Linked DNA regions of Homo sapiens: regions 1 and 3 are each linked to region 2. Evidence: chromatin contacts called from ENCODE Hi-C or POLR2A ChIA-PET data. All regions are on one chromosome and are shown on one strand. Each heading gives the region's core, a stretch centred on a gene start or an enhancer-like site at or near the end of the contact. The rest is flanking DNA. Distances are from core to core; before and after follow the strand shown. Region 1 holds the start of CEP120 (centrosomal protein 120). Region 2 holds the start of PPIC (peptidylprolyl isomerase C). Region 3 holds the start of CSNK1G3 (casein kinase 1 gamma 3).

Region 1 (5,107 bases), core at 1,861-4,360, 390 kb after region 2:
AACAAACAGATGCCTGCCTTGCTGCAGACAATGATACAGAGATAACAGAAATGGTCTTTTTCATCCTTGGAATCTAGTACATAGCCCAAATTTTGTTCATGGTAAAAGCTTAACCATTTTCTTTTAAATAAAGGGCATTTCTAAAAGTGTAGTCAAGAAATTGCAAGTTAACTCTTAAGGACTGTAGTCCCCCGAGTCCTCCACCAAGCCAAAGGGATGAGAATACATGAGGGGAAATGAGACTGAAAAGGTAGGCAAGAGGTCTACCACAAAGGGCCATGTATGCCATTCTAAGAAATACAGACATTATCCTTTAGGACACTGAAGGACTTTAAGAAAATCAGATTTGCATTTCAGAAAGATCATCCCCAGGGAGTAAAGGAGGAAGTCTAGATGTTTCTGGAAAGGAAGAAAACATTGAAGAATCAGACTACTGAAAAGATTATTACAGTAAGTTAGGTGGATAATGAGGGCCCCTTACCAAGGCACTCACAATGTAAACTCATTCATTCAAAAACTCGTATGTAGAATCTATTATTATTCAGAAAATAAAATCAATTATACTTGATGACCATTTGGAAGTTAGAAATGGAGAGTGAATCCAGGCTGAGGATGACTCCTTGGTTCTTGGCTTAAGGCAACAGCATGGTTATGATGAATGGAAATACAGTACGAACAAGAGAGAAGAATAGTTTGGAGGGAGGACCACATGCTAGTTTTGGGTATGTTTGTGGAAACAACCTAACAGACATCCTTGACTCCAGGTTCTCTTCCTTGCACACTGCTACTAAACTGAACTCAAGAAAAGCATTCTATTTAGGAATATATGCTGCCAACCTATTTCTTGGAACATTAATTCTAAACTGGCTTTCAAGATCCTCTGAGGCCTATTCGCTCCAGTTGTACAAGCTCATTTCTTACCATGACATTTCTAAATATTCACCTTCCTCTACCCTGGTCATCTTGCTGATCTTTTCAATGTTCCACCCACCATGCTCACCCCGGCACAAGCTACTTGGTTGGGAATCAAGCTGGTCAGAAAGACCTTGACTGCTAACCTTTTGAGTTTAAGCCTGAGGCTCTCACTTGAAACTCTGTATTAGGAATATTAACACACATCGCACAGCTCTCCCAATTAGCACTAACAGGCCTCTCTCAGGACCTCATTTTCTGCTGCTCTAAAACTAGCTTCCCCAAATGAATTGCATTTATGTCCTGGGTTGTCAGACTGGCCTGGGTTGTCCATAGAATTCTATTGTCACATATCTAAAGCTCACTTATTATTTAAAGAACTTCAGCCATCCCACCCACCCTACCCTCAAACCTATATTTACAGTACATATCACATATTTTAAATATTATACCCCAACATATTGTGTCCTGTGATCTCCCCACGTGGACAGACCTCTACATCCTTGGAGGGAATGGAGGTATTTGTTTCCTCATAGCATGGTCAGTTATAAGTCTAAAAACTGTTGTTAACCAAATTTTAAGGTTATTTCAGTCCTATGTTTTTAAACAATAAGTAAACTAACAGTTAATAGTGCTCCAAATCTTTATGGCTTTTCTGGTCAGTCTCTTGTTCCAAAATTCAAAGATTAGGATTACAATGTTTCCTTTGCTCTCATCCCTCACACAGTGCCAGGCCTTTATAAAACACTCTCCCATGGGGGAAAAAATGCAGCCAGGCTTCTGCTCTGGCTCAAGATGACTCCTTCTTAACATACTATTCGTAAAGTGTCCTCAATTCACCTGTTATCTCCTATGCCCTCCACTTTCTTGCAAATCTGTTCTCCAACCACACTGAATTTAACCAATGTTTACTGAGTGAATTTAATTAAGCAAGGCAAAACGTGTCTTGCTTTTCCATACTTTAAGTGCTCCCTGCTCTTCTCTTTGCCTGGAATGCCCTTCCTTTTTTCACCTGACAAATTCCTAATCATCTGTAGGACCCCAAAAAATGCCACCTCCTCTAGTGAAACTTCCGCAGTTTCCTTAGACAGAGGTGGTCATTCATTAGGGTCTTCCACATCCTGATGAATTATTTGCTGACACACTCTCCTTGCTACATCCTTAGCTTTTTAGAATCAGGACTGTTTCATTCTTACATTCCCAGCACAGTGTCTGACACTCAATGAGTCCCAATAAACCAATGTCATTCATCCAAAACACACCTTTTAAGGAATGTATAATACACCCTCTTAAGAACTGTAGTCCCCTGAGTCCTCCAGCAAGACGTGTAAAGGGAATTGCCTCCGGAACACTTCTGGAATCGCAGGAAGCCTGTATTCAAGTCAAAGCTCTTACAAGTGCTATTATTGGGAACCGCTGATCAGAACGCGCTTCTCAGGACCACGTTCAGCTCATATATAAAAGCCATCGACGTGCTGCTTTGGATGAAAATCGTTTTCTCTAGATTCTCTGGGGCTACGGCTAGTCACGCTAAATATCACTTATCCCTAATAGCGCTCATATCCCTGGAGAGATTTTTAAATCAATTGCCTAACAGACCTCACTACGTACAACTTTGAACAAGTCTGTGGGGACCACAAAAGCACAGATGACAGGGTTCTTAAGGTTAACAAGGCCTCGGTCCCACACTAAGCTTTTAAAACTCGGGAGGCAGCAGTTGCAAAAGCAAGCCTCAGGCTGCTCACCTTCTAGGATGGACACGACGATGAGCAATTGGTCGGATTTGGAGACCATGGTTGCGGTGAGCGGTCCGGGGGCGAAGGCGGCTGGGGGGAAGTGAGGTCCAGTTGAGTCGCGGGTAATCCGGGACCCCCGGCGGGACCCCCACTGCCCGCCCCCGGTCCCTGATGCCCGGACCCCGCTCCGCAGCCAGGTCCCACCGCCGTCTGCTGCAGCGCGCCCGGCTCCTCTGCCTCGGGCCGCCAGCCCAGATCCTAACTGTGCCCCGACTCAAGGAAAAAGCCACGCTGCAGCCCTGCCAGTCTGCAAGCAGAGACAAGCCCGCCACCCGAGGACCTTTTGCCGCCTGCGTAGCCGCTTTTCAAACGCCCGGGCGGCCGCAGCGGCCGCCGCCGCGCCCAGCTTCCGCCTAGCAACCAGGCCCGCAGGCCCAGTGCCCAGGGGAGGTTGGAGGACAACGGGTGATAGAGACAGAGCAGTCAAGGCTAGAACGCCCGTCAGCGAGCTTCGCCTCCCGCCCTTTTACGCTCTGTTCCAGAGCCCTAAGGAGGACGCCTTCATTACCTCACAGCGCCCTCTGCTAGCCGGACGAGGAGAGGCGGGCGACTTGGTGTGGGACCAGCTGCGCAAGCGCACTACTGCTGTAAACGCTTCCTGAAGCTGCGTAGCCTTTAAGGAGCGTGAGTGTAGCGTATTACCTGCTTTATGCTTCAGCCACAACCTGAGAGTTATATTAGTGGGGATTAAAAAAACAAAAAAACCTAGCTTAGTTGACGTACCCAGTGTCAACACTGCTTAAAAAATTAAATCACAAAAAAATAATGACTTAAATCTAAACTCTAAAGTCCCTAAATCGTGCTCACGCGGCACCTCAAATTTCCGACCTTTGAAAACAAGTAGCTTCAATACGGTAATTACTGTACTTGTTAAAGCTGACGTAAACTCCCCGAGAATTTCCTGTCCCTTAGAAATTACCCCTAAAACAAAAACACTGTCACGTGGGCAATGAAATATAAAGGTTCTTCCACCCCCGATGACAAAGTTATTAGCAAACTCAAAACCAAAAATAAACAAGGCATTGAGGTGCTGTCTGCCGACCCTTTCCCCTTAACGTCTCCCAAATTCAGATTTAAGAAACGGTTCAAGACTTGTAAAGGGAACGGCCTCCTAAACACTACTCAAATTGCAAGAAGCATGTATTCAAGTCAAAGGCAAAGTTCTTTTGGAGGTTATCTAGCTTGAAACTTAAATAACCGAATTGGTTGGAGCGATCGTGGACACTATTAAGTTTGGGAAAAATTCTGCTTCGGAAAACAAAAGTAAATCATAATAAAATAAAGCTGCAGAGATAGCACTAGGTAGTGGACATAAGTGCGGCTTCTCCTATTACTTTCTGGTTTTGTAAATTGAGAAGTTGTTTTGAGAGCAAATATAATATCTCGCTGTTTTCTTTTTCTTCTATTGCTTCCTTGTTTTGGAAATTTAGAAGTTATTTTGAGAGCAAATAATATAATATCACTATTGTTTTCTTCTTCCTCTTCTTTATTCTTCCTTCTTTGCTTTCTGCCCAAAAGAAAAGGAGGAATATGTAGAGATTGGACTAATTACTTCTAAGGCCCTTTCAGGTCCTATCACAGGCATTCTTAAAATGAAGCACTATTCAATGTAAAATCAAAGTAATGATCTACTTTGGATTCATCATTGAACAATGCATTATTTTTGTGGAAGATGTCAAACATACTTTAAAGAAAGCAGAATGATATAATGAACCCCCAGTTACCCAGACCCCAGCTTCAACGATTATCAACTTAAGACCAATCATCTTCATCTGTTGTGTTATTTTTAAAGAAATCCCCAACATCACATCAATTCATCTTTTTGGATACGTACTTCTAAAAGATGAAGACTTTTTGGCCAGGTGTGGTAGTGGCTCACATCTGTAATCCCAGCACTTTGGGAGGCTGAGGTGGGCGGATCACTTGAGTCAGGAGTTCGAGACCAACCTGGCCAACATAGCAGAACTCCGTCTCTACTAAAAATACAAAAATTAGCCAGACGTGGTAGCGCAAGCCAGAAATCCCAGCTACTTGGGAGGCTGAAGCACGAGAAGGCTGAGGCACGAGAATCGCTTGAAATCATGAGGCAGAGGTTGCAGTGAGCCGGTATCATGCCACAGCGCTCCAGCCTGGGCCACAGAGAAAGACTCAGTCTCAAAAAAAAAAAAAAAAAAAAAGATAACGACTTCTTAAAGAATCTTAAAATATTAAGTATTTAACCACAATCCCATTATTACACTTAATAATTAACAAAAATTTCTTAATCCCATTAAATATATACTGTTCAAATTTCTCTGATTGTCTAATAATTTGTTTGCAGTCGGTTTTTTCAAATCAGGATCCAAACAAGTTCCAAAATACAATGGTTGGTATGTCTCTTGTCTTTTTTAATGTATATG
Region 2 (4,997 bases), core at 931-3,430:
CCCATACAGATTGTGATTGACTTGCTCTGGGGTGGGTCACTGCATCAGTAAGTTTAAGAAGTTTCCCAGGTGAAACCTGTTCCCAAATATTGCAGGGGACGTACTTACACTAAAAACATTTATTCATTGTTAATCTGATATTCACATCTAACTGGGCATCCTGTATTTTATTTGGCAATCCTATTCCCTCTCCCTCGCCCCCTTTCTAAACCGTCAGCAACTCCTGTTAGTTATATCTCCAAAATCTATTTCAAGTCCTTCCCTTGCTCCCCATTTCAATGATTACCACCCTAATCCAAGCCACCATCTGGACTCTGGCATGGTGCCCTGAATGACCTCCCATTTCACTCTCCACTGAGTGACCACATAAATTTCTCGAGTATATATTGAGATCATGCCATTCTTATGCTTAAAACCCTTCAGTGGCTCTGACTGCAGAATAACACTTCAAATTTTAAGAATTGCCTCAATACCCGCATGCCTACCTGCAGCCTCTAAGGCCCTGTGTGATTCCGCTGCTGCTCACCCCTCCAACCTCATCTCAAGTCACCTCTCATTCTGTGCTGAAGCCATTCCGTCCTCTCCACATCCTCTGAATGCAGGGAGGGCTTTCCTGTTTGAGGACCTATGCATATGCAGTTCCCTTTGCCTCCTTAGTCTTCTCTGCGCTGGTTTTTCTCATTTTTCAGCTATTTTTAAATGTCACCCAAAGTATATTACAGTTTATTTCCTCCAACATTTCATAATTGTGCGAATTTTATGTTTATGGCTTTATCCCAAGAGACCCCGTTCAGCTCTGTGGCCTTGCACAAACCATTTCCCAAAGTTAGACATGCCTACAAGATCAAGAGGCTGGGAGTAAGATCAGAGCTTCTCGAAACCATCAGGCTGTTTATCAGCCCCGCCCACAACGTGGCACGGCCTTTCTGCGACATCAGATGCTGAGCTGGACCTCCTCCTCCCCACCCCCTAGTCCTCCCCGTCCTCAGGTGGCGTCTGCGGTCGAGGATGTAAGCATTCTACTCGTTGATTAGTATCGTTTCCATTGACAAACCCCAGACTGATGAAGACCACTTTCAGCTGCAGCCCGCCCCCTCCAGCTTCAGCTTCGAAGACACTATTGCCAGTGGGTTTTCTAGAAGTGGTGATCATGGGCACCAAATTATCCCCTCCCTCTCCCTGCATTCTCCCATTATCGTCTACCCTTGGTTAAATACGCTGAAAAAAGAACTGAAGCGGAGTTAAGTACGAGGAAGCCTTAAAGACGCACTTTCTGGCAGCCCCCCGCCCCCTTTCCCCGCAGTGGAGGCTGCCCCAGGTCTACAGGTGCCGCCTTCGCCCGGCCTCGCGTAGCCCACAGCAGGGGCCGCCCGCCCGCCGAAGTTGAAGGCGCACCTCCCCTTCCCGGGAAGGACGACGGTTCCCCAAAAGAGGCGGAGGGTAGTCTCTCATCTGAACCAGGCGCTTTAATGCCTGCCTGAAGCCACCGCGGCCAGCGTGGAGACCACGCAGCGGGCGGGCGGCTGCAAGCCCTGGGCTCCGAGCGCCTCTCCTGTGCGGGTCCCGCCCCCCTCCCCGCATTCCTCTCGTTCTGCTCCCGAGCCCAGGCCACGCTGAAGGAAGTACTTGGGCAGTCTCTTTCCTGGAGAACGGGCCCGCCGGTTCCGGAAGCCTCTCCTACCCCCAGGCTGGTCACCTCGGACTACCGACCCGGGACAAGAAGTCCAAGCAGACTGCGGCGGAGGTAGGCTGGCCTCAGCCCAGCTCCCCCAGGGTCTCCCCCGGAGCGCCGGCCTCCCAGCACGCGAGCAGCCCCCTCCCACCCAGTCCCGCGGCCGCCTCCAGTCCCCCTGCGCCCGGGAAGCCTCCACCTCGCCCGCCCTGACACCGAGGTCCCAGTATCCAAAGCGCCCCCAGGGCCCCGCCCGCAACAGGGGAAGTTGCAGCCCGCCGCTCTCGGTCACCTTGGCCGTCACCGAGGGGCCTCGCTTGCGGAAGCCCTCGGCCCCCGAAGAAAACACAAGTGCGCCGAGCCCCACGCAAAGCACGAGAGGTAGCAGCAGCCGAGGACCCGGGCCCATGGTGAGCGGTGGCAGCGGCGCTACCGGCACGGGCGCTACCGGCACGGGCGCGACACAGGCTCTGGGACAGCTGACGGGACTGCCGGCCGGCTGCGCCTGCGCGCTCCCGGTTGCGGGGGATGGGGATCGGGCAGTCCGGGAAGGGCGGGGACCCGGGGCGCGTTCCTCCCAAGTTCAGACTCGCGACCCGAACTTGGGATTCGGAGGAGCGCGCCCACAGGGCGCAGCCAGGGCTCGACCGCCGCGCCTTAGGCGGGTGCGGAGGGCGCCAGGGACGGGAGGGAGCCCGGGTTGCCCAGGCGCGGAGCCGGGCGCAGCGGGCTAGGCTGGGAGCACCTCCAGGAATTTACCGCGTAGGCGCGGATTAAACTTGGACGGGAAGACCAGGACTCTCGGGCTTCCGCGTCCGCCCGGCAGCTAGCGCTCCGCGGGACTGGGAACTCTGCAGCCGGTCCCGGTGTGATTGCTGCCGCCTTGGGAGCAGCCTCCGCCGCGGCCGCCGAGTTCCAATGGCCCATTGGAACCTTTTGCTAGGTTTTGGACGCTTAGCAGAACTTTGACATCGCTGGAGGCGTGGAGCCCTGTTGCACTCGAATAATGGCCTCTCTTTGAGATGATTCACGTCTAGGGAACACTGGAAAATGCTGGATTCACAGTGCCCCTTTGCCTTCGAAAAACTTTTACATTGGCTTTAAGTACTTTATTTGGAGGATGATTCTGTGATCTTATCTACACTGTTCACAAGGCAGCACTTACACAGGCCCAGAACCATGGTCATGTAGGATTCTTTCCTGGGGAAACAAAGTAAATAAACTGACTTTTAGGTGTATCTGTAGGATGGATTTTTTACAAACTTAAGAATTATGTTTAGGAAGATTAATGACTGGGGAAGTAAGTTCTTATTATATTTTTAAATGGAAAATTCGGGTTGCAAAACCACAAATTCTGATCTCAACCGTGAAAATAAATATATCAAGGCACTTAAATATTGAAAGAGATGTACCACAACGTTTACAGTAGCTATAGATAGAATTGATAGCTATTGATAGACTTATGGATTTTTGAGGGTTTAAAAAAATTTTTTTTACAGTTTTCTGATTTCCCAGATGTTCTACAATGAGCATATAAGTATTTTATAACATGGAAAGGGTTATTTTAAAACTCATTGCTTTTTGAATTAGAATTTCAAAAGAACTTTTTTGTTTTAGAGTAACAGCCCTAAAATTAACTAAAAATTAGTGGTATTCGCACATAGGTGCCATTTTAAGGGGCTGGTGCCATTACTTTCAAGCCAAGATTTTCCTCGGATTAAGAGATGGAATTTCTAAATGTCAGATGGGATTCCTAGGTGTACCTAAGTGTAGATCTAAAATGACATTGGAACCATTAGAGATAAAAGGAGTAACCACTACTTCTTTGGGGTGAGAAAAAGGAGAAATGCAATTCTGAGCTATTTTTATGATTCAGTCCAGTGAAAGACCTAATGGCTTTCCTCTTCATCCCCACCCCCAATAAGGAAAGAGTCCCCCTTGTGTAGCAAGACAAGGGTATCTCTCAGAGCACTTACCCTACGAGGTGACTGTGAGGTGATTGTATATATTTATCTGTGTTCATTAATTGTTTTTGTCTGTCTGCTATCAGAAGTAAGCAGGGCCAGGGCAGGGATCAGGCCTATATTTATTCCCCTTTGATGACCCAGATCTAGTGCAATGCCTGATATATAGTGATTTCTCAATAACTATTTGTTGAATGAATGAATGTGTCCAACTACTTTTTATGCTACCACCATCTCACCCTCTAGGCAAAGAAATGAAATCTTTCCCAGCTCCCTAGAAACTCCTCTTATACCCTCTGCCAGTTACAAACACTTTTTTCTGCCCAAATTAACTGCAATCCTGACTTTTCTTGTACTATAGTTTAATTTTGTTTTAATTTTATTTGAATAGGGTATTACCGTATGTATTTCTTTTTGCTTAAATTTTTGTGAAATTCATCTATATTTTTGCATATAACTATTTTGGTGGCTAATACAAAGTAGGAAGCAAATTCATTTTTTTCATAAGAATATTCATTTATTTCAGTACAGTTTATTGAAAATTCTCCCCTTTAACTCACCGCTCCATACTGTTCTTCTGTCACAGAGCAAGTGCCCATGTATGCATAGGTGTGTTTGTGGGCACCCTATCTGTCCCATTGGCCTATTTGTCTGTCTTTGTGCCAATACTACATTGTCTTCATTAAAATAGCTTTATAATAACTCTTCATATTCAGTAATACATACCCTCTTAGCTTTGTTCAACAAATTCTTGGCTGTTCTTGAGCTTTTCCATGTCCATATAACTTGAGAATCAGCCTGTCAGTTTCCACACACTGAGATTTTGATGGGGATTGCACTGCATCTGTAGACCATTTAAGACTTGGCAAATTTACAATATTGAGTCTTCTAATTCATGAACATAGCATATTTAAGTCTTCTTTGGTTTCTCTCAATAAGATTTTATAGCTTTCTGCCCAGAGGTCTTACACGTATTTTATTAGTTTGATTTCTAAGTGTTTTTTTATGCTATTGTCATGTATTGTAGTAAAATTAATTTATATATTAACTTTGTATATACCAACCTTGTTAAACATATTCTAATAATTTATCTGTGAATTGTTTAGGATTTTCTCCATAGACAATTATGTCATCCATGAATAATGACAGTTTTATTTCTTCTTTTCTAATCTTTACATTTTGTATTTCTTTTTTGGCCTTTTTACACTGGCTGGGATCTGCAGTACAAAAGGAAGTGGCAACAGTGGGAGTCCTTGTATTGTAGACTGAATTATCCTCCAAAAAGATATATTGAAGTCCTAAACCTTGGTATCTGTGAATGTGACCTTATTTGGACTGCCTTTGCAGACGTAATCAAGTTA
Region 3 (4,540 bases), core at 552-3,051, 480 kb after region 2:
TCTTCCCTGCAGTGTTAAAAATGTAAACATTTATTCCCATACGTTTCTAATATAATTTAATAAATACTAGTCAAGTGAAACAGTGGGAGTGGAGAAGGAACAAAGAAATCTGTAACTGGTTGTGAGCAATTCGTTGTAAGTACCACCGTACTTAGACCAGCCCATTTTTAATTTAAAAATGTGTTTTGATCATATATTTATACACTTGACTTTCTCAACCATTTATGAAAACTTAGAAGAGTGGGTGTTCTTTATCAAAACTGAGTTTTTTGAGGTAGAGAGAATAAAATGGTTTGTTGGGAGTTGAGGACAATATTTAGAGTTTCCTGTGTTGCAGACACTTCTCTTCTATTGAGTGAGATGTTGTTAACTTTGTTTCTTGTCTATTAGTGGGTCCTGGGAGAGATCAGAAATTCTGGGATATGTCATCTGCCCTAGGCAAGTCATTCACAATTCTGAGCATGCATACATCTTAGCTGCTTTTGAGTCTCCTACAGAATGATGGTGTGGTAAGCATGGAGCAAAGCTCTTATCACTACCCTTCTAAGGCTGGTGATGCTAGTCACTTCTTAACTTCCAGTTTGGGGAAGAAGTGAGAAGAGAGGTTTAAAAAAAAGGCACTGTTGTATTACAAACCAAAATCAAAAACAGATTTCTATACTAACTACCCTTCCAAAGGTAACACATTAGCTATACCGTTAATCTAGCAAAGCAGGGAGGAAAATGAAGGAGTGCATTTGTTTCATTAGTCTTTTCGTTTTGAGAGGTAGACAGGAGAGATAGAGATACACAAGACTCAAGTTTCTTGATACAGTAAGTATATTAAGAATATAAACGGGTTTGATAAAATGAACATTTAAAAAACATGGCACCAGGCTGATTCTTCTTCCTGCACACCTTAATGCCTAACTTTTGAAAGGACTTGAGACATAAGAATCACAATTTTAAAAAATTATAGTTTCCATGCCTTCATGGTGGATCAATTTCCATAGAAGTCTACCAAAATGACTTATCTCCATCCCAGGGAAGCAACTGCAAGAGGGAAAATGAAAGGAATGCAGTCTTTCTATGTAGGCAGAGTGGACTTAAGTGTGAGTCAGAAACACCGATTTCAGTTTGTGCGCTGCAACTTGATAACTTGGGTGATGTTTGGCTTCTCAGAACTTTGGGAGGTGAATTTGAAAAACAGGTAATGCCACACTATATAGTTCAGAGGATTACCTCAGCTTACAAACAGCAAATGAGACGCAAATGTGAGCCATAATTCACATTTCTAAGCAGTTGGAGCCCTGATATGGCACTGGGGTTACAAACAAGCGGGGAAAAATGTCAACCCAGTGATGTCATACTCCTAGGCCGGGCCCTAAGATTTTTTTGGAACCTGGCGGGCTGAGCACAACAGGGAAAGCCTCAGCACCCTGACTTGGCACAATGGTACCCTTAAGGCTCTTTGCTCACTCAGTTCTTAGTAGCTCTCCTAAAGCATGGTGGTGTTCTCTTCCAGTTCTCTGCGTAGACTTTGCTATGCTTCTCCGCCCACTGCTTCATCCAGAGAAACACTCGTATCCACAGCCTCTCCCCACTTTCCCTCACGCACGGCTCTAGAAAGACGGGGATAGGGCGCGGCTTAGGCTTTATACACCTTGCCAGCCAATGACCGCGCCGTCTCCTTTCCGGTCGGCGATCCGACCAATCCAAGAAGGTTGGTGCAATCTTCGGCTCTACTCGGCTGTTTTCGCTGATGCGGGCAGCTTGGGGGCCGCCGCCGCTAAACAGACGCTTTCCTTTTTAATTTTTTTTCCATGTGTTCACTTCCGGGTCCGGCGTCGATCCGGATGCCCGAGGCAGAAGGATGTTTGACCTCCGGATAAGCGAGGCGCTGCTGTGCATTCATTCCGGGCTGCATCGGTGGCGACAGCAGAGGCTCGGGCGGCGACTCTCCGGCCAGCGGCGGCGGTAGGAGGCACCAGCGGCAGTGCAGGGACCGAATCCGAGCAGCGCTGCGTTACCTCTCTCTCTCGCTCCTTCCCCCCTACCTCGCTCGCTCGCTCGCTCGCTCCCTGCGTGGCTCGCTTTCCTCCTCCGGCCGCCGGCGGGTGTGATGTGCCGCCGCCGCTGCCCCCGCCGGCGCTGACGGACTGGGGGCGCCGCCCGCGCCCGGGACCGACCCCTCTGCTCGCGGCCGCGCCTTTGAGGTAAAGCCCCCTGCGCGTAGGTGCTCCGCTGCCAGCCCCGGCCCGGCGGCTGCCTCGGCGCGGCCGCGGCGCCCTCCCTCCCGGGTGGGGCTGGGGTCCCGGGCGGGTGGGGTGGGGTGCGGCGGGGGCGGCGCCGCAGGCGCGGGTGTCGGGGGAGGGGTGGGCGAGGACCATGGCGGGTGGCCCGGAGGCGTGGGCAGGAGGGGGCCGCGGTCGGAGGCTGAGGGCGCGGAGGGCTAGGGGGCAGCGGGGGCCGCGGGTGGCGGGTCGGGCTGGGTGCAAAAGTTGCCGGAGTGGTGCGGCGCGACTGGGGCGGCGAGGGAGGTGGGCCAACTGGGCCGGCGGGGGCTTCCTTAGGAGAGATTGGGAGGTGGGGAGTGTCGCCCACGGTGCTCCTTGACTGTGTCCAGACAATTACCTTTGGAGTAGGGGCTTCAGGCAGGAAGGAGGCATGGATAGGCTGGGAGGAGGCGACGGGGGCCAGCGTTCAGCTCAGGGATAAACTTCCCGTTGGAGTGTTTAAGGGGTTGGGTGGGGGGACACAGGGATTTACCTGTTTCTTAGAGCTTTGACTCAGCTCAAAACTTAACCAAGACATTAGTCAAAGGTTAGCAAAATCACTCTGATGGTTACTCTCATGGTGCCGGTTTGTTTGTTTATCCCACATGCAGGGGAAGTGACACTGAGAAGCATCGGGTCTCTTGGTCCACAGCCTCCACATTTCTTTTCAGCAGGATGAGGAGGGAGATGTGTGTCTACTCGTGGGGTGGGGGTAGTGAGGCCTGTGTCATGGTCATTCCCCTTCTCCCACCTCATGTTTTAGGGAGGAAAAGTTCAGATGGGGGAGAGAGTGAGTGTGCCTGTGTGTGTGGGAGACAGCTACTGTTGATACACTGTGTGAATTACTTTCAACTCTTTTGTAGTAAGCACCCAGGCTGGTCAGTGGCTCCTTTTAAATCTTCTATTAAAATATTTACTTTAAATTAGAGAATTAAAAATGTACTTATTTTTAATGAATTAAGAAAATAAGTCATTATTTTACTTTTTGCAATTACTTAGTCCGATTCAAATGACATTTGGCCACAGATATGAGAGATGGCAAACTATATCTAAGATGGGATATAAAATGAAAAGTATATACTTTTTAAAGATGTTTCTTTTTAAAGATGTTTCTTTGAAGAATATTGGCTTTCCCGGTAAATTTAGAAGAAAAACATTACAGAAATTGTGAGAATAATGTGGAATTAGATGTGAAACTAGTTTAAGAAAATATTTTTCACCAAAAAAATCAGATCTGGTGTGTGACATTAATAGCTTTCTTTTTTTTTGAGCTGTACTTAGTGTATTTTGTAATTATTTACAAACTTTGCTCCAGTTGTATCTTAGGATAAATTGTCTTATTCTTTTGTATAGTTAACCTTTATAGTTGCACAAAAGATAAAAGATAAAAATTACCTTTATGGACATTGGAAGAAAGATGTTATCAAATACATTGTGTGGCTTTGACATACATTCTTAGCAGAATGTACAGACACTTCTGCTTTATGTGAACTGGCATTTCTGAATATGCATTAAATAGAAGTAATTATTGAAATGGGAGACAGAAAGGTTAATTTTAATGTTGTTATGAATGACATTTTTTTGGGGATCTTGAGAAACGATTGTCTTTACTGATGATTTATTATAGTCATCCACCCCCTTCTGCCATTCATCAGCTTAAACATTAGTGTGTTATGTAATTATTGACATTTTCATCATTAGATTTAGCAAGCATTTACAATATATTAACAAAATCTTCAGTACATGAAAGGCATTTATTACTTCCTTGAAAATAAAGGACTGGAATTAGTGGAATCAAGGAATAGTTTAATTCAACCAGGACCACCTTTACTCTGTGGCAAGGATGGAACAGTGGGTAGAATATGAAGATGAATGAGACTCAGTACTGCCTTCAAGGGAGAAGCAGACATACACAGAGGTAATTCACAGATTCCTGTGGGTTTTGTTGGAGGTGTATTGGAAGCATGGGGTGTGTGTGTGTGAGATACTAATTTTTGACTGGGAAATTTTGAATGGATGTAGAGCTGGTAACACTCCATCTGGGCCTTAACATAGTTTAATAGGCAAAATGGGGACTGAGGGGGTGATGGTGGGGGTAGTTTTCTCGGTGAAGGGAACAGCCTGAGGAAAGGCATGTGATTGTGTTATAGGGCTTGTTGAACTGGACATAAGGCTGTTTTGCCAGGAGGTCTTTGTGGGAGAAGCTATGAAAGTAGGTGGAGATCAGGCCATGGAAGTTCAGCTTGTATTTAAAGATGAGTCAGTTTGAGGCATGAAGGTCCAAA

Evidence for each region. A loop is a pair of places that touch in the nucleus more often than their neighbours do. ChIA-PET counts read pairs that join two places held with the same protein, here RNA polymerase II (POLR2A). Pooled maps may share reads with other maps.
Region 1: a loop to region 2 is called in a map of gastrocnemius medialis, with 11 times the contacts of the local background. The contact joins the promoter of CEP120 here to the promoter of PPIC in region 2. A Hi-C loop is called at or near these places in 3 of 168 maps with a recorded cell type or tissue (chondrocyte, gastrocnemius medialis and sigmoid colon), 1 of 37 single-sample maps with no recorded cell type and 14 of 50 pooled maps. POLR2A ChIA-PET finds 5 or more read pairs at or near these places in 1 of 52 experiments (A549).
Region 3: a loop to region 2 is called in a map of ascending aorta, with 7 times the contacts of the local background. The contact joins the promoter of CSNK1G3 here to the promoter of PPIC in region 2. A Hi-C loop is called at or near these places in 3 of 168 maps with a recorded cell type or tissue (ascending aorta, endothelial cell of umbilical vein and gastrocnemius medialis) and 10 of 50 pooled maps.

The regions. Positions count from the first base shown.
Region 1 is chr5:123,420,293-123,425,399 of GRCh38, forward strand. It overlaps CEP120 (centrosomal protein 120), which reads right to left and starts at 3,111. Exons shown (of 20, transcript NM_001375405.1): 1 at 2,658-3,111. The coding sequence starts at 2,706. RefSeq lists an enhancer at 2,377-3,322 and a silencer at 2,652-2,811.
Region 2 is chr5:123,034,545-123,039,541 of GRCh38, forward strand. PPIC (peptidylprolyl isomerase C) reads right to left here and starts at 2,181. Exons shown (of 5, transcript NM_000943.5): 1 at 1,965-2,181. The coding sequence starts at 2,081. PPIC-AS1 (PPIC antisense RNA 1) reads left to right here and starts at 1,378. Exons shown (of 2, transcript XR_001742868.2): 1 at 1,378-1,744. RefSeq lists silencers at 877-1,049, 2,358-2,407.
Region 3 is chr5:123,510,376-123,514,915 of GRCh38, forward strand. It overlaps CSNK1G3 (casein kinase 1 gamma 3), which reads left to right and starts at 1,802. Exons shown (of 14, transcript NM_001364140.2): 1 at 1,802-2,195. RefSeq lists enhancers at 1,514-1,573, 1,734-1,943, 2,974-3,123 and silencers at 2,124-2,213, 2,384-2,453.